2 separate regions of the Mus musculus genome follow, and region 2 is linked to region 1. The links are chromatin loops, found by intact Hi-C in ENCODE. Cell type or tissue: heart. All regions are shown on one strand. Each heading gives the region's core, and the rest is flanking DNA. Links, peaks and the distances in the headings are about the cores only. Region 1 overlaps Ssh1 (slingshot protein phosphatase 1). Region 2 overlaps Dao (D-amino acid oxidase).

Region 1 (15,890 bases), core at 4,545-12,544:
GGCCCCACTGTTTGTTTTTGGCATGTCCTTGTGTGAAAGCTTTAAGGCTTGTGTTTCCCCAAGCCTCAAGGTCAAATAAATCCCATTGTGACCCTACCATGGTATGATGCGAGCCAAGTGTGGGAAGTTGTTGCGAACCCTAGATCTGTCAGAGCAGACGCTCCGCTTGCTTTCTCCACCCATTACCCTACTTATCAATAAGTGGAGGGGTTTTCCTTGTACACCGTACGAGGCACACCGTGTTGGAGGCCACAGGCCAGGCCCCAGGTCAGCAGTGATGCCACAGCACACGGTCAACTCAGCACAGAGAATTGTGTCACTACCAGGGAGGCAAGAGGCTTAGCAGTGACACGTATCAGGCTTCTGTGATAGTACAGGCAGGCGGGTGGTTCCAAGACGGATTCCAAGGCCGTAGGCAGCACAGTGAGGGCAAGGGTGTGCAGGGCGCCAGGTGTTTCACGTGGAGTCAATAACAAGAAGACCGAGCCGGAGATCACATGACTGCAGCTGGGTCTCCTTATGATTAAGCTGCTGTGTCATAGGCTGGTGACTAAGACTTGTGGAATGATAGATGGGAATACAATCAGTGGGTGATGAACTCATTTGGTGACTCGTCTTCCCCTGCCCTCTGGCATCGTGAGAAAGTTTGGTGTGGCATGAGGGGAGGAGCGGAGCTGTCCGTGGCTCTGTGCGCTGGGGACTGGTCTGAAAGAACAGCGGGTGTACTCAGAAGGACGGCCGTCCTGCAAGAGGGAGGAATGGTATTGAGTTGCGTGGGTGGGGGGTGTGGTGCGCTGTTGAGGCACTGCCAGAGAGGGGGCTCACAGAAGTGGGAGGAGCTGTCTTTTTTGAAGCGCATGTGTGAGTACGCACTTACATACATACACGGCACGTACATGCGCACATAACTCATGATTCCCCCTGTTTCAGCTTTTCGAGTAGTATGTCTACAGGCACGTGCCTCCATGCCCAGGCTAAGGTGCTAACGTTTTACGTGTCAATTACAGTTTTTCAGATGATGGCCCAGCTCTGTAGGAAATTCCAGGGACAAGAATTTTTCTTACCACATGGAGATGGTCTGGGTAACCTATTCTAGTCCTGAACAGGGTGTGTGCGTAGGGGGACTGTCTCCTGTAGCTCGTACCCTCTTTTTTTTTTTAAAGATTTCAGACACACCATAAGAGGGCATCGGATCCCATGACAGATGGTCACAGCCACCATGTGGATTGCTGGGAATTGAACTCAGGACCTCTGGAAGAGAAGTTAGTGCTCTTAACCGCTGAGCCATCTCTCCAGCCCCCTGTACCCTCCTTTTGACGCTCGCTGTAGGAGCTTCATAGGAGTCAGGTCTCTCTGATCATCGCTGTTGTGTTGCAGAGCAGAGCACAGGTCTGGCACTCAGTTTGTCCTGGGCAGTGTTATGGAGTCCCCTTACAGTCAGTGTTGGCTCCAGTAGACTCCAGCATCTCCCAGGATCGTATGCAGCCAGGGGAGGGAGAAATGTCTAGAATCCCAGGGGCCAGTGTCCTGGTCCTCCCGGGTGGAGTTCTTACTACTGATACCTGGCTGTCACTGTGATGCTCTGTTCTGTGGCACAAGGGTGGAGTCCAAGAGTGGCTTCTTGGGACCGGAGGCAACAGTGCTGGAGAACATCCCGTGTCTCTCTCCTGGTGTTTGCAGTTCTCCTGCGTGACCTTTGCTTATTCACTCATTCTGGGGCTTATCCTGTGTGCACTTGTTGGCCCACTCATGTGACAGGAGTACAGTACAAGAGATGTGACCTGTTGGTGCAGTCCAAGGCCATAGAAGGTCATTACTCATGTTCATTTGCACCCAGGTTCATGCATCTAGCTGAACTCTTATGGGCTTGCACCCTCGTTCCCGCCCACTTTGATATGTCCTGCTCTTCCTCCCCACCCCTCAGCCTCCTGGCTTTGTTTCTCCTGGGTCCCTCTGTCCCTGTGGTCGTCTCCACTCTGCTGCGAGTTCTACACTCAGGCCAGTGTCTCCCTATTGAGACCCTGTGCTAGAGCCACAGCCTGGCTGCTGGGCCAACCCCAGGGCAGTTGTAGGTTAGAGCAATGGCTGCTTGTCCAGAGGCCCCGAGTTCAATTCCCAGCGCATGGCTGCTCCCAATGGCCTATAACCATAGTCCCGTGGGATCCGATGCCCCCTGCTGGTGTGCAGACAAAACATCTGTACATATAAGTAAGCAATTAAAGTAAAATTTAAGAAAAATAGGAGATTGAGAGATCGGCGAGTAACTGACTTCCTTTTCTGCCATGGGCATGGAGGCAACTGGGATGCATGTTCTCCAAGGGGGCATCTCATCGGGGAGGGGTGGCTCAGGACAGAACTGGCCTTCACGACCCTTGAGCACCAGACTCATATTCTACCTGGGACTCCCCAGCAACATAGGGAGACTCTGTCTGTTTTCCTAAATTTTGACCATGAGATTTTTGGGCTTTAGGGGCTTTAGTACATGTTGACAACCCCCCCCCAAATATTCTTATGAGTTCCCAGAGAGGGAACATACAGGGACCATGTAGAAAGTCTGTTGAAGCTATGGTGACTCCAGACTTCTCCTTAGGCCTTGGGACTGATCTGAAGTTAGCTCTTGCTTTGGTTCAGGTATGCTTTGAACACCGGGAGTGTGTGTACCACCCTCTGCCCATCAGTTTTTTTTTTTTTTTATCAAATGTGTAAAGCTCTACCAAAGCGGGTTCTACGCATGCTTGCACCTCCAGGCCGGCTCAGGTTCAGCTAGCTTCTTTGTTCTTGGCCACAGGGACTTACAGCCTGCTCCCCTCCCCCACAGTTGCTCCCACCCTGCCCCTTCAGCATCATTTGTCACCCGTGAAGATGCAGTTTTCCTAACCCCACTTCCTGTTTGTTATTCCCTCCCCCCCCCCCCCCCCCGGCCCGCCTTCTTCACTGTCTAACTTCATTATGAGTTCTACGGGAATGTCATTACATGGTAATGACAGCCATGGAGGTGGTCGTGAATTCATGAAATTATTCTTTGTCATGGTCATAAACGAGTGTACCAGACCCTAGTCCTTCAGAGACATCAGTTCACTAGTGTCCTAGTCACCAGCTTCTTCCCTATTGCTGTGTCTAAAAGAGGCCAGCTCTGTGAGGCTCAGCACACATCTCCATCGAGAGAGTAGAGCTAGTCGCAGATGCTGCATAGACCAGCAAGAGCGAAAGCAGGGAATTTGCCAGCCCAGAGGCTTATTCTAGTTTAACCTAGAAGCCTTAAACCAGTGGTTCACAGCCTTCCTAATGCTACAACCCATCCATATATGTAGCACCTCCTGTTGTGGTGACCCCCAACCAGAAAATGATTTTCATTGCTACTTTGTAACTGTGATTTTTGCTACTGTTAATGAACCATAACATAAATATCGGGTGTTTTCCAATGGTCTTTGAGGTCCCGACCCACAGGTTGAAAACTACCACCTTAAAACTTCCTTTCCCTCGCATACTGAAAGGCAGGATAGCACGAGGTAGACACTATCTCTGGAGTGGGAGTCACCCGGGCACAGGAGGGAATAACATTAAACCCCCTCCACCCTCCTACCCTCCCTCCTACCTTCCCTCCCACACAACTACCCCTGCGCCCAGAGCCTGTAACCCTCAAGGCAAAGATAGAAATTCCTGAGGGCTGTGGTGTTGCTCGGGCACTATCACCTCGGTTTCTCAAGAGCCAGTTCTTAAATGCCACAAGAGTTTCCTCACCATCTGAGGGACCCTCTGATAAGGCTCTGTTACAGTGGCGCCAATGTATCAGCTCACCGTTAGGGTGGGCAAGACAGAACCGGATTGAACTAGTTTGTGAAGTGGCAGCAGTACAAAAGGGAGACCAGACAGACAGACAGACAGACAGACAGGAGTCTGAGTGAGCAGTGGAGCTTTGGGGTCCTCCCATCTCCTGTTACCCAGGACAAAAGCCTGGTATGGGCTGTCATTGATTACTTGTCTGCAGTTGGGTGTGACACTCTACCAGGTCACCCCACTGCGGTGGGGGGAGGGGCACTGAGATCAGCTGCTGGTCCTCGGTACCCCAAGAGCTTCTGTAGTTGTGGAGTAACGGCCACCCCAGGCCTGTGTCCTCTAGAATCCAGCCGTGAGTGGGACAGTGCCCAGACAGGATGGGAGCCCTTCCCCACCATAGCTCCCACAGCTGATGCCAGGCCAGCAGGTGGTGAAGAGACAGAGGGAAGCCTGCCTGCACAGGGGCAGACACGAACTCGGACATCTTCTCTTTCCCACTTAGCAAAAGCTGCACGATCGGAATGGTTCTTCGACTCTGGAGCGACACCAAGATTCACCTCGATGGGGACGGGTATGGACACACTTTGAAAAATTCTTTTCTGGGGGGGCTGGAGAGATGGCGTGGGCGCTCAGAGCACTAGCTGCTCTTGCAGAAGTTGTGGGTTTGGTTCCTTGCACCCACATGGCAGCTCACAACCTCCTGTCTGCAGTTCCAGGAGACCCTACACCCTCTGTTGGCCTCTGTGTGCGACAGGCACACACTTGGTACACAGTTGTGCAGGCATACACATAAAACAAATGTTTTATATACTTACCATTTCCCTGTACCCCAAAGCACCAATAGAGTCCAGACCTTTGAATAATCTTGTGTGGCAGACTGATCACTTCAGTGGTGTGTCCCTGTGTGGTCAGGCCCGTTCTGGGTATTCTTCAGGGAGTGTCACTGCAGGGGTGTCACACACACACACACACACACACACACACACACGTCTGTCCCTATGGGATCTACTTGCTTTATTGAGTACTCAAGACTCTTCCGGGGCTGTGGCCCAGAGTGCACAGATGAGGGGGGCACTATGGGTAATTCACTTTTGGGGTACTAAGGATGCACCTGGCAGACAGCAAAACTCCAGGTTGCCCTTGTTGGACAGCAGAAAACCTGCTGGTCCCAAGTCTGGGGAGGGACTGAATCCAGAGTCCGAGTGACTTGACTGAAGCTTCAGCTCTCACTTCATCGCCTGTTTTCCATCCTCAGCGGGTTCAGTGTGAGCACAGCGGGCAGGATGCACATATTCAAGCCAGTGTCTGTCCAGGCCATGTGGTGAGTGTGTTTGGGGGCGGGGGGAGCTTTGAACTCATTAGAGGTATTCTCTACTCGACAGAATGAATAGAAAAGCCAGTTGTAGCCAGGCGGTGGTGGTGCACCCTTTAATCCCAGCACTTGGGAGGCAGAGGCAGGTGGATTTCTGAGTTCGAGGCCAGCCTGGTCTACAAAGTGAGTTCCAGGACAGCCAGGGCTACACAGAGAAACCCTGTCTCGGAAAAAAAACAAAAACAAAAACAAAAAAAACAAGAAAGAAAAAAAGAGAAAGCAAGCAAGCAAGCAAGCTGGGCTGCTATTCTCTTGGTGGTCAGGCCACAGCACACCAGCTGAAGGGCCAGGATCCCAGGGAAGGTTGCATGACCCTCTATGGTGGCTGAACTTGGCACTGCCGCAGCTTCCTGGACCAGCCTCCTCTTACAGCTCTCTCATGGGTGTGTCCAGCCTGGGGCCACACACTCACACTATACACTGTAGGTATAGCTCAGCGTGTTTGTAGACCCAGTGTCACACTGAAGTGTTCAAAGCTGTTCACTCCCTCGGGCTAAACAGAAGAGCTGGGATAAAGGAAGAAAAACTTCCAGCTAAGATGAGCGTGTTTCCAAACAACTGCTCTTGTCCAGGGAGGGGAGAGCTCGCTCACTCACAGGCTACCTGGCTAGTGCTGGGCTCCTCTTCTCTGCTACTCTAGGCTGGGCTCATCAGGGCCATTTGAGGTGGGCGGGGCTGAGGAAGTCTGCGTTCTGACCCGCAGGTGATGCCCCCAGTGGATAATCGCTGTGGCCAAGTTGTTACTATCATTATTAATTATTATCGTTTGTGGCAGCCGTGGTTGGTTTTATCCACTTTTCTTTTCTTTCTTTCTTTTTTTTTTTTTTTTAAATTCTTAGGAACCAAAACTGAATTTAATAAACACTTGGCTCAAGTTTATTTCCTCATCCTGCCAGGATGGTGGGACAGATAGAATTAAGGACAGTTGGGCTGTTTTGCTGTGTCTGAGGGACATGGACATCCTAGGAGCTCTCACCTCCCTTTGGGGCGGGGGGGGGGGAGGGACACGACGACAGGGGGACCCTTTTGCCTGTGCCTTTGCATCCCTCAGCAGCCCATTCCCTGAGAAATTCTCAGCTTTGAGTTGTTTTTTTTGTTGTTGTTGTTGTTTTGTCAAAAGAAATAAAAGTGGCTAACTAAATAAAGCTTACATATTGTAAAGCCCCCTCCTCCCCTCCCCCAAGATGTTACACACTGAGGCGCAGGTCAGCAGTGCACTCAGGAGCCCCTGCTGTTCCTTAAAGACCTTTCCTGCCATTAGACGCCTGCAGTACAGCCCTGCCTACAGACCTGAAGGCTTTAGAGTTGGTTGCTGGAATGTGACCCAACCAGCTTGGGAGAGTTAGGGGCTATGGGATGGGGTCTGCTGCTGGCGACTGTTTATTCCTTTGGAAACGGTGAGGGATATCCTGTCTGCCTGCGAGCTTAATTGATACAGCCTCTGGGAGTTGACAGTTGTTTCTAGCTACTGTGTGTCCCTCACACACCTCGCTAGCAGAGCCTCCAAGAGGGAGCCATTTCTGAATTGCCTTTCCACCGCTACAGAACCCAAGCCGCCTTGCGCCCTCTTGCGCTCCCTCCCCCCCCCCCCCCTGTGGACAGGTCCCATCCTGAGTTCCTCTCTCCTTCCTGCCTCCCAGGTCTGCCCTGCAAGTGCTTCACAAGGCCTGCGAAGTGGCCCGGAGGCATAACTACTTCCCAGGAGGAGTGGCGCTCATCTGGGCCACCTACTATGAGAGCTGCATCAGCTCGGAGCAGAGCTGCATCAATGAGTGGAATGCCATGCAGGACCTGGAGTCCACGCGGCCCGACTCCCCCGCGCTGTTTGTGGACAAGTAGGTGCTGAGGCTCCTCCCACACTGATCAACACTGCTCCCTCTCAGGGTCTGGCTTCCCTCACAGCCCCTTGACTGAGAACCCCCTTCCAGAACAGGTTTAACCTGAACCTGTGCCTGTGGGCCAGAGTTTCTCAACCTTTCTAATGCTGTGACCCTTCAATACAGTTCCTCACATTGTGGTGACCCCCAGCCATGAATTTATTTCATAACTGTAACTTTGCTACTGTTGTGAATATTTGAGTTTTCCAATGGTCTTAGGCATCCCCAGTGAAAGGGTCTTTTGACGTCACCCTCCTACAGGGGTCGTGACCCACAGGTTGAGAACCACTGCTCTAAAAGGGGTGTGTGTGTGTGTGTGTGTGTGTGTGTGCCCGCACGCGCATGCACAATACACTCCATGTGTGCATTTGTGGGGAGCAGTTCCCCACTTCATACGCTCACCACAGGAACATGCCACCCTGCTCCCATTTATGCTCTGCCTAAGCCTTGTCCCTTTAGGTTGCCAATCCTAAGTTTACTTAGAATTGTGGATGCAGAGTCTGCCGTCATGGGTATCTGGATCCAGAGGGCTGTGTCTGCCTTCACAGCACTGAGAGTGACCTGAGGCCACACTCTTCCATTCCCTCAGAGTGAGGTGTCTGCTGCAACGCGATACTGGTTTTAAGAGTTGCTCAGATGACCAGACACAACCAAGAGGCCATGAGAAGAGATGGAAGGATGGTGGCCGATTGAGGCATTTGAAGTCAGCAGGGGGAGTGGACTGACTGTCCAGGTCTTCACTCCATGGTCCCGGGAGTTAATTGATTAGCAGGACTGGCATATAGACATGCAGAGTGCACAGACTTTGATTTCATGGGAGGACTTGATGAGGATGCAGCGATGGCCCCAGGTAGAAGTGTCAGATGGAGACTGACAGCCCGTGCTGTTTGTTGGCAGTTACCATAGGTGGTCTATGCGGAGAGCGAGTCCCCTACCCACTGACTCCTCCTGTGGGGCTGTAGATGGGTCTTCTCTGTCTGCTCACACTGAACACACACCCACAATACCCTGTACCTGGGCAAGCCACTGTCAGACCCGTGAGGACGTGAGGGGTCGTGGGGGGGGGCTCCTCTCTCTCTCTCTCTCTCTCTCTCTATATATATATATATATATATACACACACACACACACACACATACATATATAGTATAGATGTTTAAATGTATAGCGGCTTCCTATACCTTTTCCTCCTAGGCCAACCGAGGGCGAAAGAACTGAGCGCCTCATTAAAGCCAAACTCCGGAGCATCATGATGAGCCAGGACCTTGAAAATGTGACTTCTAAGGAAGTAAGACACCCTCCCCCTCGCCTACCTCGCCCCCTAACCCTTCCCTTCCCCTTCCCCTCCCTCCCTGCTTCCCCAACCCTCAGCCCATAGGAGGCACACACACACACACACACACACACACACACACACACACACGTGAGTTTGTCTTCACCACAGAGGCAGGCTCACGATCTCTTGGGTTTTTTATGTGTGCATTTATTGTGCACCCTGGAGGCTCCCCCACACTTTGCTCTGCCGTGGTACCAAGTCTGTGGAGGGCCCAGGCTTAGAGTTTGGCTTTAGTCTGATTGCAAAAGACCATAGGCAGCTCGACTGCCCTCCCTGAGCCCTGGGGACAGCTGTAGAAGGTCCTTGGGTTCCTCCAAGGAACCTCAAGTCTTCTGCGTCCTCTACTGCATTTGTGTGTCCCCTCGCTGCATTTGTGTGTCCCCTCGGCCTTGTGCTGGACAGGGGATGTAAACCTCAGGCTTTTCCCTATGCCTTTTCAATTTCTCCTTGGTCAGTTTTTCCTTTGTCAATAATAATAATAATAATAATAATAAATATAGTAAAAGATGTTGTGGGAGCTGGAGAGATGGCCCCTAGGTTAGGAGTACTGGCTGCTCCTTCAGATCACCTGAGATCCATACCCGGTGCCTTCATGGTAGCTCACTGCTAAAACCCTCTCCAGGAGATCTGGCGCCCTCTTCTGGCCCCTGCGGGCATTGCAGGCACATGGTGCACTGCATACACTCAACCGAATCTAGAAGCCAGGCATTGGGGCACACACACCTTTAATCCTAGGACCAGGACAGAAGTTCTCTGACTTCAAGGACATTGTTATCTACATATTGAGTTCCAGGCTAGCCAGGGCTACCATTGTGAGACCCTGCCTTATAAAACAAAAATCTTAAAAATATATAGTTTTTGGTTTATATTTATTTATTTATATACTTAACTGGGGCTGGGAATGTGGCAACATGAGAAATGCCCATTTATTTGTTGTTTGTTAGTGTGGGGTATTTTTGAGTCGGGGTCTTCCTCTATAGTTCATACTGACCTGGAACTCACCTTGTGGCCCCCCAGGCTGACCTCAAACTCAAATTCCTACCTCAGCCTTAAATCTTCCAGGTCTTTCACTGGTTAGTACTTTTTTAAAAATCACGCTGTGGTGCCTTCTCCTACAGGGGAGCGACTTTACCTTCTCACTGCAGTATATTTGGTGCTTAATTGTAAACCTGTGTTTTAAACTCGATAGAAAAAAAAAAAAAAAAACCTTAGGAAAAAACAGATTTCTTTGTTGAGGACAACGGACTTCCTCCTGCTGGGTTAAGTTGGAGGTGGAGTGACTGAACTCCGGAAACCCACACAGATGTGCTACCCGTGTCTAAACGCATCACCCTGGGCCAAAGAAAATGAGGACAAACTCACACTCTTTTGTAAACCAGTCACACAGTTCCCCCTGTGGCTTCATGCCTGTGCTGAAGTGGGCTCCTGTTGGAGCAGATCACTTCTGATAGGCTCCACCCCACATCACTCCTGTCTGTCCCGCCCACAGATCCGAAATGAGCTGGAGAAGCAAATGAACTGCAACCTGAAGGAGTTCAAGGAATTCATCGATAACGAGATGCTGCTCATCCTGGGCCAGATGGACAAGCCCTCCCTCATCTTTGACCATCTTTATCTTGTAAGAAGCCTAGCTCTAGTGGGACCGGGTTTGGGGGCCTAATTTTGGGACTTGGATTGGGGACCATGCTCAGAGACACGTACAACCCAGATGAGGCTGTGCCTTAGCACCTACCAGAAACAAAGGTAGCTTACTTGTTCCTCTCTGAGCCCACTGAAGGATGCACTCTTCCCCTCCCCCCACGTCTCCTGTGCTTGGTGTCTCCAGACCGTAAATATCCGTAGAAGGCAACTGGCCAATCTTCAGAGGCAAGCAGGTTGCTAAAATTAGCTAGGAGATCATGAAGTTGAATGGAAAGACCCAGCCAAAGCAGGGCAGTGGTGGCGAATGCCTTTAATCCCCATACTTGGAAGGCAGAGGCAGGTGGATCTCTGAGTTCAAGGCCAGTGAGTTCCAGGCCAGCCAGGGCTACACAGAGAAACCCTGTCTGGAAAAAACAAAAAGGAAGAAAGGGAAAAAAAAAACAAAAACAAAAACAAAACATCAAGGCCAACTTCCTGCCCTGTGCCCTCCCACTCTACTGAGTCAACTTGTCTCTTCCTTCATAGAGCGGTTAGGATGACTAAGTGAAGTGCATTCTGGAGCCTGCAAGCGCAGGTTCTGTAGGCCTGGTTGTGGGCCATAACTGGCTAGAAGAGAAAGTGTCTCCTTACGGGAATTGAAGGACGATGGCGTTAGCCACTGAGGGGAAACTTCAGTCTTCATAAATAGATGTTTGTGTATACATACATACATACATACATACATATGTATACATACACACACACGTGTGTGTGTGTGCTTTAAGTAGGTTTTGAGACAAGCTCACTCTGTAGCTCAGGCTAGCCTAGAGTTTGTGATCCTCTGCCTCTGCCTCCTGAGCATTGAATGTATAGATTTTTATGTTCTTGTTTTTATGTGACTCTCCCTGCATGTACAGGTCTCAGGCTATATCCACTGAGATGTGAGAGTCTGGGTTTGAATAACTTGAAAAGGCAGAGAGGGTATGTGTGTGCTGGCTGGCCTCCCTGAGAACAGTGAAAAGCCGCCTCCTCCACTCTGTCCACTAGGTGGCGGTCACAGCCAAAGGACTCACAGCCTTTGTGGCGCTTGTGAAGTCTTTCCATGAGTGATAGTAAAGGAATTTTATGCACGAGGCTGCCCCTGAGATGTGAAAATCCAGCTCACGTTGCTTGATGATCAAACCCTGAGCCCCAGATGACCTGGGAAGCTCGGGAGAGGAAGTTGGCAGGCAAGGAGACGGAGATATGGAGACAGGGATGGCCTTGCCAGGACTGAGGTGGCTGCATTTTCAAGAGCATCCCTGGTTGCTGTTTGTGTTTCTATTCGGTGCTCCTTGACTAGAAATAGAGACGTTTTTAATGATACAGTGTATCCATGTATCCAGTCAGACAGCTACAGACTTAGAAACAAATCATTTTAAAGGAGAAAAAAAATATTTCCAGCTCCCACAGGGAGGTTGTCACCCACAGCATTTTGCTGTTAGTTTGTTGTTCAGTTTTTTTTTTCTTCTTTTATTATTATACATAAGTACACTGTAGCTGTCTTCAGATGCACCAGAAGAGGGCACCAGATGGTTGTAAGCCGCTATGTGGTTGTTGGGATTTGAACTCAGGACCTTCGGAAGAGCAGTCAGTGCTCTTACCCACTGAGCCATCTCTCCAGCCCCTGTTGTTCAGTTTCTTATAGGGCTAGAATTGGAACGTGGGCCCCACACTGGCTTTCTCTGATGCCTGTGTAGAAAGAGGAGGCTGCGCCTGTGCTGTTCCAAGTAGACTTTGTCTCTCTGGTTTGTTTGTTTGTTTGTTTGTCTTGGTTTTTTCTTTGAGTGTCGCCTACTTGCACCACCGTGATGATTATTTTACTCATGGCAATCTTCTTGCCTCTGCCTCCTGTGTAGTGGGATGGTTTATTTTGAAGTGCCCATCATTGGGATCTGTGGTCATTTGTGTTACTAGTTCCTGGGAGCACTGTTTGAAATTCATAATTACCGCGTCAGAGGGTGGGAACTTTTTATTTTTATTTTTATTTATTTATTTTTTGAGACAGGGTTTCTCTGGGAACTTTTAAAGTATCAAATACCTACCAGGAAAGGGACCCAGGGTTCCTTCTGTATCTAATGGTGAGGACGACACAGTGGGCTATGCCCATGGCAGAATAAGAAGACTGGGGGACATGACGCAAACGTCTCTGAAGTTGGGGGATCAACAAGGCTCTGTTTCCTCTCTGTCACCCTCAGTGATGCCCAAGGGCCTCAGGAACCTGCTTAGACTCCTTCCTCTCCCTCTCCTGGTTCTTTTCCATCCTTCCTTCTGCTCTGAGGCTGAGGCCCCACTGTCACGTCCCCCATCTGTGCCGAAAGCAGCTCTGAGACTGGAGTGTGAACACTCACAGAGCTTTGTATGATCTGTCCCCCAGGGCTCCGAGTGGAATGCATCCAATCTGGAGGAGCTGCAGGGCTCAGGGTAAGTCTGCTCCCGTCTTCCCCATCTCTCCAGGCAGCGTAGGTAGCCACTGCCTTGGCCTGCCCGCCTCATGGCCTCTGTCCGGTCTCTGCAGTGGCTGGAGGGGCTCATGTGCTTCAGAGTACTACACACAGTAACCCATGATTTGTAGATCCTTCCTGGAGTCTTAGGTGATTGTGGGGGTCTTGGAGCAGCTGAGTCACACCGGGGAATGTAGGACAGCCTGGCCCTAGGCAGGCTCTGAGCTCCTTCCCACAGCCCCACTCCCCAGAAGAATTGCCGAAAACCATTGTTGGAGAGTTACTGTAACAAACCATTGCATGGACACACACACACACACACACCCCTGTTGGCCTTGTATCGAGTCAGCAACTCTGAGAACTGAGCCACCCCTGGTAATCCTTTGGTTCTTGGTGGGAATCTTCTCGTGACCGAACAGTCATCGCTGGGCAGGAACTTGCCTGTCTCTGAGAAGTGCTCAGTAGCAGGAGTGAACCTTTGAGCTAAGCCCTTCAAGGAAGCTGTCACAAAACCACCGTTCTGTGGTCTGATAAGCTGGCCTTCTTGAACCAACTGCAGTTGAAAACTGAGACTAAACAGAGCTTAAAAGTATATCCTTAGAACTTCCGGTCAGAGGTATCCACCACCACCCCCCACCCCCCCAGCAGAGTGCCTGGCCAGCGTGCGGTCAGACCTCACGCTTTCGTCTTACTGGGAATAAATGCATGATTCAGGGAACTCTCTTGAGATGTTGTTACTTAGGGTGAAAGCTATTTGAGACCCTTTCCAGTTACCAAAATTGTTTTGGTTTTCAGGAAATGAGTGTACTGGTTAAGGGTGGAGGCTGTGGAGTCTGGGTTAGCAGATGCTCTCAAATAGGACAAGAGTTACAGAAGGCACAGTCTGCCTTTTAACTCTTTTAAGAGCAGAGGTTTGGTTTTTAAGACAGTATCTTGCTCTATAACCCAAGCTGGTCTTGAATGTATTAATAAGTAAGGGGGTTTTGATATGACATGGGTTATTTTCGAGTAAGACATTCTTGTCCTATGAATAAAACTCCTGCAAAAATGACCACTAAGCAAAAATAAAAAAACAAACAAACCTCTCTCCCAAAGCCATGCCTTGTGGTCTGCACATCCTTTGACTTTCTGTCCGCAGGTTTTTGTTACTTTGTTTTCCCTGTTCCTCATTCTGGCTGGCTCTCTGGGCCCTTTGCTTCTTTTTCAGAGTTGACTACATTTTAAATGTCACTAGAGAAATAGACAATTTTTTCCCCGGCTTGTTTGCGTACCATAACATCCGCGTGTACGATGAGGAGACCACAGACCTTCTTGCCCACTGGAATGAAGCTTATCATTTCATAAACAAAGCGAAGTAAGTGTGTGGGAAGGCGGCCTTGGGAGGGACGGCAGCGGCAGGAATGAGTGGCGGGCCAGATAAGGAAGCTAACCTCGCAGTGGAAGTGGGCAGACAGGATCTTAGGGGAGGTAGGACTGTCTGGTGGACCTTTGTTTTAGCTACAGAACACCAGGCACTAAAGTGGGCAAGTAGCAATCAGCCCTCTCCATAGGGCGCCCTCACGTTCTCTTCCACCTGCCCTTGAGTGTGACATTGAATCCAGTGTTCAGCATCAGTGCAGACACCAGCCAGGCTTCAATACCCAAAAGCCAATGGGGCGCTCTCTCCAGGAAAGGGCCGGTATATGCTGGTCTTAGGGCTCTTGGACAGTTCCCCCAAGGAATGCAGGCTGTATCCTCTCCTGGGGTAGTTCCATGGGGTAGAACAGGGCAGCCCTGGGGCCCCTCCTTACTCTCCTTTGGAGCAGCTGTTGTATTGGCGTTCAAAGCAAAGACTCTGCCCACCCCCTTTCCCCAACTCCCACTCCCGCGCTGTGGAGAAAAACCTTCTTACTTAGAAACCTCCCAGTCAAAGCTACAAGGTGTATCCTTACCAAACCCTACTTTTTCTTGCTTTTCCAGAGCACAGACTCCTTGCCTGTGAGTTTAGAGCTGCGAAGTAGGGGGTAGGGGAGCGGGGGCTGGAATTGTAAACCTGGTATAGGAAACAGGAGCTTGCCAGGCCCCACCCTAGCTTCCCGGCTGCAGCCTCTGCCAGCCTGGCATGCCTTCACCTTCCCAGCAAGGAGAGGGTCACTGTTCCTTGTGTATCTCGTAAATCAGCTGCGCCTGGGCCAGCACAGCCTTCTTAAAAGTGGCAGATCGGCTCCATCTTCCCCCTGGCTCTGATCTCTCTTGGCCAGATTGCTCTCATGCCTCCAGGCTCGCTCTCTCTCCCCAGGGCGCAGCGTTTTCGTCTCTCTGGCTGGCCCTGGTTCCCGACAATAGCTCATTCAGGGCCTCCATCTGCTGTCAAAGCTCAGTGGCTTTTGTAGAACTCCCATTAACTGTCCAGGAGCTGCCCAGGAGGCCACTGTAGGTAGCCTCACCTATCCCGGTGGCAACAGAGGAGATTCTGGGTTTCCTGCAGCACGCATTGGAAAGCTGGGCCAGGCCATGCAGATTCATCTGTTCTCCCATTGTGTGCTAGTAGATCTCATGGCAAAGATATTTCCTGTAGAAGGTGTGTTAGACCTAAGACAGAGAAGGGTTGGAGCCGTGAGGTAACAGGGGGGTGGGACTATTAATCCTTACTCTCAATCCCCACAGAAGGAATCATTCCAAGTGCCTGGTCCATTGCAAGATGGGCGTCAGCCGATCTGCGTCCACAGTCATTGCCTACGCCATGAAGGAGTTCGGCTGGCCCCTGGAGAAAGCGTATAACTACGTGAAGCAGAAACGTAGTATCACTCGGCCCAACGCAGGCTTTATGAGGCAGCTGTCTGAGTACGAAGGCATCCTGGATGCAAGGTGAGAGAGCACCTAGACACAGGCTGGCAGACGACGCGGGCCAGGCCTGGCAGGAGCTCCCACAACTGGCAGCCAGCCTCCCGGGAGCTGGCTTGTAAAAAACAACTATTGTTTGGGCTCTGATTAGCGGTTTCCAGGAGCGATCCGTTTTGATTTTGTTGGCACATGTAGAAAGCTTGTCTCTCTGGGCGAGGGACAGTACTTAACTGCTCATCCAAGGCATGTCCCGGTATGTGGTGTGGGCTTGAGTGTCTCCATTTCCTAAGTACCTGCTTTATGCCAAACTCGAGGCTGAAGAGGCCACTGGTCTGATTCACCACAAATGAGCCCCGCAGTCTCCCAGAAGCCCAGTTCCATCTTCTAAGTTAAGGGTGCACCCAGAAGACTAGAAATGACAGGGTCCCAGGTTGTTTGTGTCAATGGTGGGGTTATTCACAGTAGCCCAAAGGCAGAAGACACCCACCAGTCTATTGGTGGATGAATGGATCAACAAACAAAGAGAGGCAGTTGGATGAAGGAGCTCCTGATTGTGGGCGAGGCTGCTTAGGGAGCTAAAGCTAGGAAATTGCCGGACTCGG
Region 2 (15,890 bases), core at 5,351-13,350, 71 kb before region 1:
TTGGTCAGAAACTCAGCAGTTTGGAGCTTGTCTACAGAAGATTTCCCAAACACTGGACTATCTTAGCCTTGGAGTCTCCTGATTCATCTTTCACTAACAGCTTCGAAGAAGAGTCACTAAACACAGCTGAAATAATCTTCCCAAGGCCCCTTTATCCCCAAAGGGCCCAAAGCATGGTTCCCGGGTTCCTGCGTGTGATGGCTGGGCAAGTGGCTGATGTGCCCTTTGCCCGTGGGAATGAATCAGTCAGAGCTGAGCTCCATCCCTGCCCCACAGGGGAATTCTCCACGTAGGGTGGAACCTAGAGCCTCTCTCCTGGACAAGCACACTACCAGCCGTCCACACCCATCACCTGGGAACTCTGACATAGCACCAGAGCCATTTAAACCTCCAGAGCAGTTCAGTCAGCATGGGGGAAGCCCACACATTGGTCAGGTTTAAAAGCTCCCCAGAGGGTTGCACTATGAAGTAGGAATCACAGGATACATTGATGCGGTGCGCCCACCCCGCCAGTGTTCAGCCTTCTGGTCAGTTCTGTTTTGAAGGCAACACTGAAACTCTGTTACTGAAGTCAAGGCAGAAGATAAAGGAACCAAGTTTCTCCAGGGTTTGCCCACTCACCCTACCTGTGGGCTTGTGGACGGTAGTTTTATACACTGGGTGATGGGAAGGGACCCCAGTGGTAAAGCATGACTTAGACATGAGGCCCCAGGTTCAGTATCTCGCACAATTCATCCAATCATTCACTCATGAAAGATCTGACTGGTATACGAATTTGAAGAGACAGTACTGTCCGCGCTAACTGGGGATGTTTAATGAGTAGCAGAGCTAAGCCCTGCAGAAATGCCCAGTTGCAGATCTGGTTGGGGGTGGGGTGGGGGTGGGGTAACTGACTGAGCAGAGGGGACAATCCTCAGGTAGTGGACATTTGAGCCAATCAGAGGCCCCACTGCGCCGTCAGAAGGCAGCGGCAGTTGGCTGGCTCTTTCTGTCAAAGAGCCACACAGTAAATGTTTCTAGTTTCCAGGGGGCTTTGAGGGTTAAGCAGTTCTAGTGTAGCCTAGCAGGGAAGCAACCCCATACAAGAGATGCAAGTGTGTGTGTGACAGAGAGAGAAAGAGAGAGAGAGAGAGAGAGAGAGAGAGAGAGAGAGAGAGAGAGAGAGAGAGAGAGAGAATGCGTGTATGTGTCCTATACATGTGTGTGCATGCATATAAATACTTTTTTTATGCATCAGTTGTAGGGAAATGTTCCCTTCATCCAGCTAGAGATTTCCTGGGATAAACAGTGGGGGGTCCAGTGACTGGGTGCTGGCGGGGATGGGGTGGGGGTAGCATCCCAGGAGGTCTGGTGAAGCCTGGATCTTGTTAGTGCTGTAAGGTATTTCAGGATGATTGTGTTGGACATGGGGATTAGGGACATGGGCACATCCCCCAGGGTGGGTGTGGGTTCTCAAGAGACAGAAGCGCCACAGCCACACGGGTGGATTTCTGGCTCCTTGTTTTATGGGTATATTTTAGTGGAGAGGCTTACTCAGGAGATGAGGTCCCGGGAGGGGAAGAGCAAGAATCTCAGGACCCGGTCAGACTCTCCCTGGAAGAGGCTTTAATAGACATCTTCGTTGTCTTTCTGTGGGGTTGGGTTTCCCAGATGACAATTCGTGGTGTGGTGGGAGCAGGCAATTTGGGGATGCTAATTATACAGAAGGCTCATTATCACATGGGAGAAACCAGTAGTCACCTTAGTGTGTACTGCCTGTGTTAGCGTGTGTGTGTGTGTGTGTGTGTGTGTGTGTCTGTCTGTCTGTCTGTCTGATGTAACACAGCCCTGGGATTCCATTGGCCACTAGGCAGTCCATCTCTCTGCTCTCTAGGCCAACACAGCCTACCTCAAAATGGGAGAAAATGCATAAAAATTCACTAGTGGGCAGAAGCAAGGTTCACAGAGGTCACGCTAGTGCTGTGTCTTCTGCTCGGGGCGCTTCCCTGAGCCTGTCTTCACAGCATCGCAACCCCCTAACCCTGGAGACTGGAATTCTTTACGGTTGGCTACCCAGCCCATCGTTCACAGGCAAGAAGGGACAGGAGCCAGGAAACTGCTGTGCAGAACCGTGTGACCGACCATCCCTGCCCCTCTCTCTCTCTCCACCCTAGTCTCCAGCCGGAAGAAGGCAGTGGAAGCCAAATGCAGCTTGGCCTGTGAGTACCTGAGCAAAGAGGATTACATGGACCTGCTGTGGACCACCCTGTCCGAGTTCCCAGGTGAGGCTAGGCCAGAGAAACTGGCTCTCTGTTCAGGATTCAAAATAAGTATGTCCCTTTGCTACATATTACAAAAAACAAAACAAAACAAAACAAAACAGTGGAGACAGGAGGGTAGGACTCTGCATGCAGGCTACCTCCTGGGCTGTGGCAGCAAACAGCCACACAGTTGCAAGACTAAGGCAGTGTACAGAACCTTACTGCAGCTCGACACTGTAGCAAGGGCAGTAGGCATCCATGATAAGGAAGATGCAGCTAGAAGATCTGTTGAGGCGCCCACCCCCCTTCGGTGCAGGACTCTTTCCTGTTACTATAACAAAATGCCTGAGGTTAGGTACTTTACAAAGAAGTGGACTTAGTGCTCAGGTCTGAAACCAGCATTGGCTCTGCTCTGGCCAGTACCTCCTAATGGAAGGTAGCATGGCAGAGAGGGCCCATGGAAGGAGCGACAAGAAGCCACTATCCATCTTGACATCACTACACTGAGGACCAAGCACGTGATTCCTAGCCACACACCCTCAAACCATGTCCAAAAAACTAGGACACCAAGGAACCTCGCGCTTAAGAAGCAGCACAGGACTTTGTAACCGGCTGCCAGGTCCTCTGTCATTGCTCCAGAGGGACAATGTCCTTGCTCCTGAAAGCTGTTGTATAAACAATTCTGAAGGGGTAGCCTAGAGCAAAGGAGCAGCTGAGGTCTTGTAGAGAGACGGAGCCACGGAGGACCCTCCCCCAATCACCAGATGTACTGGAAAATGCCACATATGTGGGAAGGGGGGCATCAAACTTCCAAACTTAAACATCCTTCCTCCCTTCCTCTCTCTCCTCCCTGCCTCCTCCCTCCCTTCCTCTCCCTCCTCCCTGCTTCCTCCCTCCCTCCCTTCTTTATTCCCCGCTTCCTCCCCATCCGAGAAGGACAATTTCAGATCCTGTGCTGAACCAATGCTATTAAAAGGAATGAAAGGAGTCCAACATCACTTTGGCTCCTCCTACCACTTCCCATTTTTCCACATTCACTATTCTCTGCTCACCCAAAGCCAGGCAGAGTCCTCAATACACCATCTTGCCTGGGTCACCTCCACAGACAACACCTTGAACTTACACCTTCGTCCCAGGGCCATGTAGGAATCTGCCTAAGACACTGAATGTCCCAATTGCTGGCAGAGCTCAGAACTGTGCCACTGACAGCCACTCTAAAATGTCTCCCTCAGTAGAATCAGGAAGGGAGAGCACCTGTTTGATGGTTTTAGCTTCCCATGACATGACGGCTTTGAAATGTAGACTCTTTGTTTCTTGTTATGTTTCCTTTTGTTCAGAACACACATCACCTTTCTAGAATAGATCCTGACACCCAATAAGCAATAATTAAATGTGGGTAAATAGGGCTCTGCTAACATTTTTTATTTATTTGTTTGTTTGTTTTTGAGACAGGGTTTCTCTGTGTAGCCTTTGTTATCCTGGAACTCACTCTGTACAGCAGGCTGGCCTCGAACTCACAGAGATCCACCAGAACTCTGCTTCCGGAGTGCTGGGATGAAAGGCATGCACCACCACTGCCTGGCTTCTTTTATCTTTTTGAGACTAGGTCTCACTGTGTGGTCTTGGCTACCCTGAAACTCACTATGTAGACCAGGGCAGCCTCAACATCACAGAGATCTTCCTGTCTCAACACCCTGAATGCTGGGATCAAAGGTGGCCAATGGTATTTAATTTAGAAGACCCTTTGACGAATAATAGATATATAAATATATTCTCAAAATATGATTATTATTATTATCATATAATAATAATATATTATATTATATACCAATTAAAAGTACTAAGCTGTGCTGTCTCTATGGAAATAGGATGCACCATTTTACTAGTACCATACATAGATAAAGAAACCAAGGCTCAGAGAAGACCAGCTCCAGGTTACAAGGCAACTCAGTATTAACAAGAAGACTTAGATCTAACTAGGTATGAGTCTCAGCCCTGGTGTTCTGCTGCCTGGTTGCAGCAGACACCATCCTTGAGGCTCCTGTCAATGCCTGTATCAGTAGCCTTTTAACCCATGATCCTTTCCCTTAGAGACCTAAAACAGTACACACTTGTCTGCTGGTTGCTCTGAGTAAATCACAGCAACTGGGGGTGGCCTCTTCCCAGGTCCCCTTCACCAAATCCCACAGAGATGCAGCAGGCATTGGCCCAGAGTCTGAATGTCTGAAAGCTGAGTTGGACCAGAACCTGGGGCTAATGGATTCTCCAGGCTGGTCCACTCTCAGGGGCAGAGGATGGCATGAGTTGGGTCATTAGGAAGCAGCTGGGCTACCTCATCCTACTCTCCTGGCAGGTGTCCTTGTGACTCTGTGGGTCATCGACCGCCTGGGCCGCAAGAAGACCATGGCTCTGTGTTTCATCATCTTCTCCCTCTGCAGCCTCCTGCTGTTCATCTGCATTGGAAGGTGGGTGTCAGGAGGACCCCTGCCCCCAGACCCTCACCAGGACTAAGTTAGGCTCATGGTACCTCGTGATGGGCCAGAGGGTCAGGCTCAAGGTCAAAGCCTCTGCCCAGGGCAGCAAGGGACCATGTGTCTCTAAGAACCTCAAGGTTAGAGTTAAAGTTTAATTGGGGCTGGCTGACAGTTTCAGAGATTTAGTCCATTATCATCCTGGCAGGAAACATGGCGGCAGGCAGGCAGGCAGGCAGGCAGGCATGGTGCTGGAGAAGGAGCTGAGCGTTCTACATTCCATCTGCTGGCAGCAGGAAGAGAAAGCAAGACTAGGCTTTGTACTTTTGAAGTCAAGGCCACACCTCCTAATCCTTCTCAAGTAGAGCCACTCCCTAATGACCCAGCATTTGAATATATAAGCCTGTGGGGGCCATTCTTAGCCTCATACAAGCTTTAAGTTCCATATAAGGAGTCCAGAGTACAAAGTGGCCACAGAGGTTGTGTTAAAGGTGATTTGTCTGATGGAAAGATACCTTGTTTCAAACAGGCCCTATACTGAAGACTCATTTCTCGACTTTTCCAACTCCTAAGAGCCCCTGAATATACACGTGATCCCTGAGGGGCCCCAGATCAATCCCGACTGGGAATCAGTGGGCCACTGGTGGGGCTGGAACTTGGTCTGTGAAGAGTTGGTATTCTGGGTTATCAAGAAGAGCAGTAGAGCCAAGGATAGGGGATCTGGGGTAGTCTAAAAATGACAAATACTGTCCTGCTACAACCCAAGGCCTGGGCTCTGTCGCTGAGGCTCAGCTGGGGACTTCAGTCAACCCCAGCTGTGGACCACAGGCATTCCAGTCTGTCAGCGGGGGCGTGCCTGATGGAGACCAATTATCTGCAAGAGCTGATCTTCAATGGCAGTGCTTGGGGTGTGTCTGTGCAGGTGTGCTGGCCAGGATGGGGTGGGGTGGGGGGACCTCTGCAGACTCAGGTGTCAGTTCTTCCAGGGAAGGTGGGATGGCAGAGAGAATCAGACACAAAACAATCCCCTACCTCTCTCCTGCTGTTTTCTCCTCCCCAGAAATGTGCTAACCCTCTTACTGTTCATCGCCAGAGCGTTTATTTCTGGAGGCTTCCAAGCAGCCTATGTTTACACGCCTGAGGTAGGAGAGGTGCCTGAGAGTGGGGTGGGGGTGGGGCGTGGGGAGTGGAAGGTGGTGCGTGGGAGGTGGGGCCTAGGGCATGGGGTGGGGTGAGGAGTAGGAGGCGGGGCATGGGGTAGGGGTGGAGCCTGGGGACGGAATGAAGGTGGGGGTGGGGTGAGGATGCTGTCTGCCCAGAATTTCAGTGGTTCTTGGGTCCGGGCACCTGTATCTCCCTCCCCTCTTTTTTTTTTTTTTTCCTGCTCATACAAGCTTTAAGCTCAGAGTAAGAGTTCCAGAGGCTGCCTAAGAGCATAGAGCTAAAGTGAACGGAATTCAGGGCAGCTCACATCCTACCTTTCTGGAGACAGCCTTCCTAGGTGTTGGTGAGCTGAGAGCTGAGCCGAAGTGTTTGCCTTTCTTGCTCAATGCCCTGGAGTTGATCCCCAGTACTGAAAACAATTTTTTTTTTCTTTTTTTGAGCCTGGTTAAACCTCAACTGGAAGGCTATAGGTGATCATGAAGAACCAATTAAATAGGCGATGATCCAGCTGAGTGATAGGTTTCTGTGTAGCCTTTGAGAACCCAGACTAGGAGCTGGAGAGATTGCTCAGTGGTTATGAACACACACAGAACTGAGTTTGGTTCCCAGCACCCTCTTTGGGCGGTTCTCGATTGCCTATAACTCCAGTTCCGGAGGCTCTGACGCCCTCTTCTGGCCACTAAGTGCATGCAAGCACGCACGGATGCACACAGCATACAAAGTTGCTCACAGCAGCATATCCAGGAAGTGCAGTGCGCCCTTCTGTGCCCTGCTTCTGATAGCTCGGGAGGAGCGGAAGGAGCATAAGATGTGGCTGAAGTCGCACATGCCGGAAAGAGGTCATTGTCAGGTTCCCTAAGTTCTCCAGCAGAAAAACAAACAAATACACACACACACACATACACACACACAGCTGAAGTGCTAATCCCTTCGTACTACATTCATTTTGTATTGAGTATCAAGCATATGCTTAGGCAATTACACATACATCAGTAATTAACTGTGTGTCGTGTATCATACATGGTATCCATCCATTGCTATTGAACTGTTCGCATAGGTTTTTTTGTTTTCTGTTATGACAGACCATGACAGGCAGGCCCTCTGTACACACCCCTCCCCCATCATTGTTAACAAGAAAATCCATTGTGGAATACCTCCCAGCAACAAAACCTGAGGAGGTAAATGGGCTCCTGCCCACAGCCAACCTCATGCTCGCTGCCTTGGAGGAACCTCTTAGCTCCTTTGCCTGGCTCCCATCCTGCCCACGGGCATTACCCCATCAGTACTGGGCGGGAAGGGGTGAGGAGTTCCTGAGTTTCCCATGACCTGCGACTAACACCCTGACATTCCAGGTGTATCCCACGGCGACGAGGGCGCTGGGTTTGGGCACCTGCAGCGGCATGGCGAGAGTGGGCGCTCTCATTACTCCGTTCATAGCTCAGGCAAGTGTTGCCCCAGATACAGATCCAGGTAGCAGCCGGCTGTGACTATAGATCGGACAGCATTTCCCAGCAACTGACCCCAGGAGGGAACAGTGTCTCGGAAGAATAAAAGGCCCAAGGCCAACAGGCAGGGACTCAGACAAGCCTGGAATAATATTCAAAGTTGCTCAGTCTTCCCTGAGCAGAAAAGAAAGGACTCAGAGTAATTTGCATACACTGGTGGGGTAGCATGGCCAGGTGGTCCCAACTAGTTTGGGGAGGCTTAAGAGGAAGACTTGAGAGCAGAGTTCGGGGGCTAAGCTATCAACCCCCATAAACAAGCAACGCACGCCAGTTTGCAATAGAACGAAACGGGTGTCTGTCTCCCGTTCTGAATGATCTGGGTGAGTTACCTCATTTCTGGGGGAAGAAACTGCAGAGGCGTGGAGCTGGGTCTCCGAGGGTCTTCCCAACAGCACCGGAAGGGGCTGTGTTCTAACAGATCATTCAGCGGCATCCGCACACTCTCAATGCTGTGCACCCTACTCTGTCTACCTCCAAAGCAGTCTCATGACCACACCCCAAGCCCCTCTATCCGTTAGGGCTCGCTCCCACCCCTAGCAAACAGCAATCTGTCTGTGCAGATTTACTCGTTCTGGGTGGTTCAGCAAATTGGGGTGCTGACATCCATCCTCAGCATTGTTGTCCATTCTACATCTAATGTCCCCCCCCCCCCCCGAGTTGTCAGGGCCAAAGCCTGGATCCTAACAAGCTATCCTCAGTGTGCCGACTAAAAAGATGGAGAGAGAAGAAAAGCAGACAGGCACTCACCACAGCCATGCTGGGGAGAGAAACCAATAAAGGGGTCCGATGACCTCCCCCAAGTCCATCATTGGGGTCCTGATGTGAGATTTAGGTTTAAGCAGAGAGAGGCAAAGATGTTCACACAGCTCAGTGGTCCTCGTCACACTGTGTCTCTTCCCACCAGCACCAGCTGATAGGTAGTCTGTAAGCCCTCGGAACTCTGTGTCATCTCTTCCCAGAGCACAGGCTCCTTCTGACCTGCACCAGGCTCCCACTACCTCCTCTTCCTCCTGGCACAAGACTTCTGGCACAATCCCAATTCCCAGTTCTGGAGAACTGTTGTCTCAAAAGAATCTGATAGCCCAAGGGAGGACAGCATGTGTCTCTTTAGATGTCTTCACTCTATACCGATCCCCCGGGGACAGAGCACAGAGCTCTGACCTGTCCGAAATCTGACCTTTGTCATCAGATGGGGAGTTTGGCACAGGCTAGACCATAGCAATGACTTTGGATTTTTTTGTTGGGTTGGTTTGGGTTTTTGACACAGACTCTTACTATGTGTTTAGCAAGAACTTGGACTTAGGATCCTCTTGCTCCTGAGCGCTGGGGTGATGGCACCCACTATGCCTGGCGATGTGGGGAATCTTAAGTCAGATGGGCCTTACTCTGTAGCCCAGGCTGTCCTTGAACTCAAGCAATCCTTCCTACTTCAGCCTCTTAGAGCGAGGACTATGGAACTATGCTTTTGGGGGTGGGGGTGGAGTGCTCCCATACGTGCCATACGTGCTGCCCACAGCTCTGAGAAGCCGTTATTATCTTTCTGCATCTCCCCTCCTCTTCCCCCTGCAGGTGATGCTGGAATCTTCCGTGTACCTGACCCTGGCTGTCTACAGTGGCTGCTGCCTCCTGGCTGGCGTGGCCTCCTGCTTTCTGCCCATAGAGACCAAAGGCCGAGCACTGCAGGAGTCCAGCCACCGGGAGTGGGGCCAAGAGATGGTTGGCCGAGGGACAAACAGCGCAGGTGTCCCCAGGTCGGACTCTGGCTCTCAGGAGTAGTGACCCCTGGGAGTTGAGCTTGGAGCCTAGAGAGCTGGCAGAGCCCAGCTGGGCCACTTATGGTCACTGCCGACATCAAGAACTTCCCCCCCACCCCCGAGAGGGCGATGTGGACCGACAGGGTTTTGTGTCTTCACTGTGTTTGACCATGTTCATCATCGAGGGTCATGCGCCCCAGGAAGATGGGGCAGCATTCACTCCAGGGGGTTCTCTGTGGTGGGGGATGGGCTGCACATCACCGTGGATCTGCATGGGGAAGCTGCTAGTGAGGGAGGGTCCCAGGGTGCTCAGAGCCAGCTGAGCAGATGTCACATTGCTACCCAGTCATACCCTTGGAGAGCCACTGCCCAAAGGTCTCCATAGATAGTCTCCGCCCAGACCCCTGGGACGCCCGCCATTTTGTCCAGTTATGTTTCTCCTGCACCCTGGCCTCAGGAATTCTTTGGAATTAAGGCAAGCTAGCTAGTGTCTGGCTGGAGCAGCTCTTCTGGAGCCTGAGACTCCCTCACCCCCACCCCCTGCTGCTACCTTGGCTGGGCCCCTCTAGATGCCTCTCCACAACCTGCGGGGGTAGAAACTGGCCAATGAAAGTGCTTTGGAATTTGAGCCAAGTAGCCCCTGTTGGCCCCTTGTGGAGTCTCTGTTTCTGGCTGCAGAGGGTCCAGTGATATTTCTGGGGAGAGCTACATACCCGCCAGGCAGCAGACGCAGAAAGTTGTTAACCCATTCCCTGACTTGGAGACTGAGGCCTGGCGATGGGGAGGCTGAAGCCAGAGTCGCTCCTGGAGCAGTTAAGGCCTTTCTGGGCTCCCCGCTCAGCCCTACTAGACGGCGAGTCCCAGTTTACTCAGGCTTCCAGACTTTGCCCTGTGTGGGTGGCAGCATGGGTTGAGGAGGGATCTCTAGGGCAAAGCATCACTAAGTCCTGGGACCAGGAACCTGTTGCCCCCTCTGGGTCTGCCTCTGCTTTCTTTCTGTCGAGGGCAATGCTGGCCCTACAGAGGCAGGCCCTGGGAGTCTGTCCTGGCACAAGGATCTCCCTTTCAGAGAGAGAGGAGGAGGAAGGATAAGATGTAGGTAGGTCTGTCTTGGGGCTGTCCACGCATCCTCCCAGATTCCGGAACACATGAGCCGCCTTCTGAAATTCAGGAAGGAAACTCGCAGTGGGAGGAAGGAGACCGCCAGGCCCCATTAAAGGCCGGAGGAAACTGGTCACTGCTCAATGGACACATTGCAAGGAAGCCAAATGTGCGCTGCGCTGTTCATCTCTTATTAAAACGTTGGTGACGGACATTACTATGGGATTTAAATCTGGTCACTGGCCACGGTGCACTAGTGACAGTTTACTTGAAAGTCGACTAACTTGTTCCATCTAAGGAATTACTCTGACACAACATCCTCTCTAGGAGGTGCAATGGCCTGGCTGGTGGGCAGCATTGAGTTCAAAGGAGACAACTCTGTTAATGGGATATAGATACAGTGGCCTCTTCTTCATGAGGACAGTTTGGTGTCCACCCCTTACCCTGTTCTGAAAGCCACATTTCTCCTTCTCCTTCTTCTTCTTCTCCTCCTCCTCCTTCTTCTTCTTCTTCTCTTTCTCCTCCTCCTCCTCCTCCTTCTTTTCCTCCTCTTCCTCCTCATTATTTTATTGATATTTGAGACAGACTTTCACAGTGTAGCCCAAGCTAGCCACATTCTCTTGATCTTCCTCCCCTGGGTACCACCACACCCAGCCACATTTTCTTGAGTCTCAAGTTATTCTTGGGCAGTTCAGCTCTCCTAGGAAACAGTCTTCCCTTTGCCTCGTCTGCTTCTCCTCTCCTCCTCTTCTCCCTCCTCTTCCTCCCCCCCCACTTCCCCCAGCAGGTTCTTTTCATGTGTTCATCCTCAAACAACCCAGATCCAGTAGGAAAGACACTGAGGGGTGGTGTGGTGGGCGCGTTCTCCAGGGGCTACATGAAGAGGGGCATAATTTCTACCCAAGAGAAAAAGGAACTCTTGAAGCATTATTTTTTCAAAGTTAAGTACACACCTGCAATCCTAGTACTTGGGAAGTGGAAGTAGGAGGGTCTGAAGTTCAAGGTTATTCTCAGAAATGTATTGAGTTTGAGGAGACAGTCTCATGAGACACCCTCAAAAATGAAACACACACTCGTATGTGCACAGAGAGACAAAGAGAGGGAGAAAAAAGATGGAGACAGACAGACAGACAGACAGACAGAGAGAGAGAGAGAGAGAGAGAGAGAGAGAGAGACTGCCTTACCTCTGAAACCCAGCAATGGGGCTGGGACCTAATTTTAAGCAGCCGTGTTCCAGAACCTTCCATTTACTGGTGGGAATGCTGTCTGTTTCTCTCCACATGCAAGAGGATTTCAGAAAATGGTGGTAGAACATTGAGCTGACTCTGTAGGTTAAGGTACTTGCTGCTGAGCCTGATGACCTGGGTTCGAGCCCCGGATCCCACACAGTGGAAGGAAAAAACTGATGTCTATGGGTTGTCCTCTGTCCCCAATCCATATGACCATGGATGCTCACACTCACATACATAGACAAATATGTTAACAAAGGCTAGGAAGAAGATATTCACTGTGTCCAAGGTGATATGTTTCTCTGATTTCAGACCTCAAGAGGACAGGGTTCCACTCAGTGGTAGAGCACCTTAGAGCCTACTCTAAGGCCTGAGCCATACCCTCCTGCCTTTCCCCTCCTCTCACACATACAAGCTAGATTAACTCTCCTCAAGGCCACAGTGTTCTTGGAGGTGGTGAGAATGAGGGGAAGTCATGTCTCAGGATCAATCCTGAAGAGTTTGGATATCCAGTGTTTTAATAATGTTGACCAGTGGAGTGCTCCTCCTCCAACTCCTCCTCCTCTCCCCAACGTCCTGCTCCTAACCCCCTCCTCCCATCACTACAGATACGCATGGAGTGTGTTGTGAACCATTCGTCAGAGTTCTAAGCAAAAGATCCAGACCACTCCTTATAGGTCTGAACGCAGGTCCTGCCACCCGGTACCACCAGCCTCAGTACAGTCACTACGGCTTGAGAAGAATTGCACCACGCAGCCTATCTCACCCAAGCCTTGGTTAGGACCAGCAAGAATCACTGCACTGGAAGGACCAGGCAGCAGTGGATGAGTGGCAGGAGCAGCAAGATTTCCTCCCTTCATGCCTTTGCCAGAGGAAGCCAGGGGTGGGGCTGGGGGAGTGGCCGGCGGGGCTGGGGGAGTGGTCGGGGTGGGTTGGGGAGTGGCTGGGGGTGGGGCTGGGGAGAGAGCATCATCCAGGAGCATCACATATCATTGGCCGAAGGGGGGGTGTCGTCTTGGGGCACACGGTGATCACTAGAGTCCTCAGAGGTGGGAGGGAGGCAACCTGGACAACTTCTTTTCCTCTAGAATTTTCCCGAAGAGGTTGGCCGCCTCCATTGCACAACCCCAGTGGATTGTGAGCCCGTAACCTCCATGACCATAGTTGTGGATGACCTGGGAAAAACAAGAGAGATGGTGGCCAGGTGCAGGAGGGAGCTCAGGGAGGGGTCAGGAAAGTTTTGTTATACAGGAAGACCAGGGGCCTTCTATAGAGCCTTGGGTAACAGGGATGTTCTGAGCTCCATCAGCGGCTTACTGGGGTGGTGGGCAGGGCCTGTGACTAGCTTAAGGGCACTGTCTGAGGATGTAGGTGTAGGATGAGGTGTAGGATGAGTCACTTCACTCGTACACTCTGCTTAAAAGGTGCGGGTGCTTCATCCATCAGTACAGGAAATGCAGGACCAGAAAATCTTGCTGTCAGAGCCGTCCGCTGCCACACCTCCACACGTTCAGCTTTGTAGAGACATACACAGCCCCTTCCACACATGCACACAATCATCTTTACACACTCCCCTGTCTACACGCACACACATTCACATACATACCTTCCATGCACCCCTATCTGAGATAAGAGGAGAAAGCTCCTCACCAGTGGTCTGGCTTACGCTGCTAATACCACCAATGGAGGTCCTGGGGTTTTTTTTTGTTTGTTTGGTTTTTGGTTTTTTTTTTTCTCTTAGGACTGAGAAAGCTAATCCTATCCAAAGGGCTTCAGAGTAGACCCTGAAAAGTTGAGTATTACCCTGCGGTCTGGCATAAAGTACCATGTCTCTCTACTCAGCCCTTTCCCATCTCAAGTCTCCAGTGTCCCCATTTATGGAAGGGGGGAGGAAGGTGGGGGAAAGGGAGAGGGGAGGGTGTCCACCTCTAGCTCTGATCTCACAATGTGACTTTTCCTGGGGAATGGCCACGCTGTTGTTGCTGGAGCTAGGGTGGACACCGCTTCCCCTGACACAACACACCTCTGCACTTGAAGATCCAAAATGAAGCCATTCTCTTTCTAGCCGGACCTGAGGCCGGACTGGCCGGAAGCCAGTGAGTTCACCCACAATTCTTGCATTCTGGGAAAAAAAAAAGTGTGTCACCTTTATCTAGACTGTGTCCTGGCTGACATTCTAAGCAACTGTGAGTTAGCTTTTAGAATCTCATGGCTACCTCCTGTACTAGTCACCAAAGTATTTAATCACAAGTTAGCAGTCATCCCACAGTGTGAGTGTGTAAATATGTGAGTGTGTGAGTGTGTATGTGTGTGTGTTTGTGTGTGTGTGAGTTGACTGTATGGGTGAATGTAAATGTGTATATGAATCGGTATGTGTGAATGCGTATGTAAGTATAAATGTGTGTATAAGTGTATATGTATGTATATTGTGTGTTAGTATGTGTGTACATGTGAGTTTGTGTATGTATAAGTGTATATATATATATATATATATGTGGGAACTAAAAGGGGGTGTAGGGGAAGGAGGGGAGGATAACCCACGTCTAGCCAGAGTTCCTTCTATGCTCTGGGCAGGTGGATGCAAGAGGGCTGCCAGACGCTTTCTACTCGGCCCCAGGTGGGCACCTAAGCCACTGACCCCACTCAACAAGGGGTGGTGGACAAGGGGCAGCTCCCGATACCAGGGGCCCTGGAGAGACACCCTGTAGCCCCGGGGTTTTGAAAGAGAGGGCTGAGGAAGAGAGGTTCCCACACAGGCAAGAGTAAGCGCAGCAGGCCTTGATGAACAGAGACAGTCTATGGTTTTAGAGCTTTATTATAGAAAGGCAGGGAGAAAGGAGAGAAGGTAAGAGAGAGAGAGAGAGAGATTGGCCATGGCCAAGAGGAGAGAAGGAGGAAAGGGAGAGAGAGAAGAAAGGCTAGAGAGTAAGTGGGAGAGAGAGGAAGAGAGGGAGAGAAGAGAGAGAGGAGAGAATAAAGAGAGTAAGAGAGCGAGATGGGGTCAAGCAGGCCCTCATATGGTAGGCTGTTATCTTTACTGTTGCTAGGTAACTGGAGAAGAGTTTAGCCTGAAGGTCAAAAGCTTGGGACATCATCTATGTGACTGTTAGCCACGCTTCTCCTATGGAGACTGAGGGGGCGGTAACTTTGACAGGAGCCAAGGTTCCAGGAGACATGGTTGAACACCTGCTGTCCCATGTCGGTGAGAATTACCACCCATCAGGTTCTCCAGGGGTTCAAGATCTAGCCTCGACTGGAACCAGGCCATCTGTGCATAGCCCAATGCCCCACATATGTATGTGTTGAGTGAGTGTATGTTAGTGTATATGTATGTGTATTGTGTGAGTGTGTGTTAATGTGTATGAATGTGTGTTATGTGTGTTAGTGTGTGTGTATGTGTGGGTTTGTATGAGTGTATGTATAAGTGTATATGTGCATGAGTGTGTATACAAGTATATGTGTATGTGTATTGTATGTTAGTGTATATGTGTGGGTTTGTGTGAGTGTGTGTATAAGAATATGTATGTGTATTGTATGTTAGTATGTGTGTATATGTGCTCATATAAGTGTATGTATAAGTGCATATGTATGTGTACTGTGTGTGAGTGTATGTGTGGGTTTGTGTGAGTGTGTATAAGTGTATATGTGTGCAAGTATATACGTGCATGAGTGTGCCTGTGCAGGTGTGTGCATGCTACAGTGTGCACATGAAGGTCAGAGGACAATCTTAGGTATCAGTCCTCACCTTCTGCCTTGTTTGAAACAAGCTCTACTCACTACTGTGTGTGCTGGGCTGGCTGGAGTGCAAGCCTGACGAGTCGTGGTCTCCACCTTCCACAACCCCATAGGTGCATGGGGATTACAGACGTGGGTTGCTGTATCTGTCTTTACATGATTTCTGGGATCCAAACCCAGCTAACTGCTGCACAGCGCGTCTTACCTACCTGGGCCATATCCTTTACTGTCTGCCACCATATGCTAGTTCATCTATGGAAATGACAGCCTCCACCACCAGTCACTGTCCTGGTGTTACCATGTTACCATCACCAGCCCTGCACTTGGTCACCACCAACCACAACACCATTTCCCACTGCTCTTGTCACTGAGATCAGGCAGATGTGAAAATGCAGACTCACGTGCAAGAACACCTGCTCTCTGTGAGGACTGAGAGCCACCCTATGAGGGGCACTCTCAGAAGGACCAGTGAGAGTGGCATTAGTGCACAGCAAGGACTTTCCAAGCACTCTCACGGGCTGCAGTGTATTGTGTACCATACACTATGTACCCCAGTCTGTGTACTGTATAACCCAGTGTGATGGTTTGTGTATGCTTGGGCCAGGGAGTGACACCATTAGGATGTATGGCCTTGTTGGAGTAGGTGTGGCCTTGTTGGAGGAGGTGTGGCCTTGTTGGAGTGGGTGTGGCC

Evidence for each region. Peaks named below come from ENCODE experiments on the same cell type or tissue, not always from the same donor. Only the 100,000 strongest peaks of a DNase experiment are listed, where the experiment ranks them.
Region 2: a loop joins it to region 1, with 2.6 times the contacts of the local background. A loop is called at or near these places in 3 of 42 quality-filtered maps.

The regions. Positions count from the first base shown.
Region 1 is chr5:113,949,808-113,965,697 of GRCm38, reverse strand. Ssh1 (slingshot protein phosphatase 1) reads left to right here. Exons shown (of 15, transcript NM_198109.5): 6 at 4,280-4,348; 7 at 5,033-5,098; 8 at 6,790-6,984; 9 at 8,221-8,314; 10 at 9,852-9,980; 11 at 12,399-12,445; 12 at 13,673-13,819; 13 at 15,112-15,312. Among named protein-coding and RNA genes, the nearest start is that of Gm52826, 18 kb to the left of the region's middle. In heart, for the core only: CTCF peaks have their summits at 9,008 (motif pointing left) and 11,011 (motif pointing right); DNase peaks (open chromatin) are centred at 8,997, 9,874, 10,187 and 11,137; H3K4me3 peaks cover 359 bases; H3K27ac peaks cover 3,858 bases.
Region 2 is chr5:114,021,524-114,037,413 of GRCm38, reverse strand. Dao (D-amino acid oxidase) reads right to left here. Exons shown (of 11, transcript NM_010018.3): 10 at 13,488-13,586; 11 at 11,739-12,639. The coding sequence ends at 12,508. It overlaps Svop (SV2 related protein), which reads left to right. Exons shown (of 16, transcript NM_026805.1): 12 at 2,154-2,261; 13 at 4,594-4,705; 14 at 5,772-5,853; 15 at 7,228-7,317; 16 at 8,950-10,501. The coding sequence ends at 9,156. Among named protein-coding and RNA genes, the nearest start is that of Dao, 26 kb to the right of the region's middle. In heart, for the core only: no CTCF peak of the experiment used is centred there; no DNase peak of the experiment used is centred there; H3K4me3 peaks cover 582 bases; H3K27me3 peaks cover 504 bases.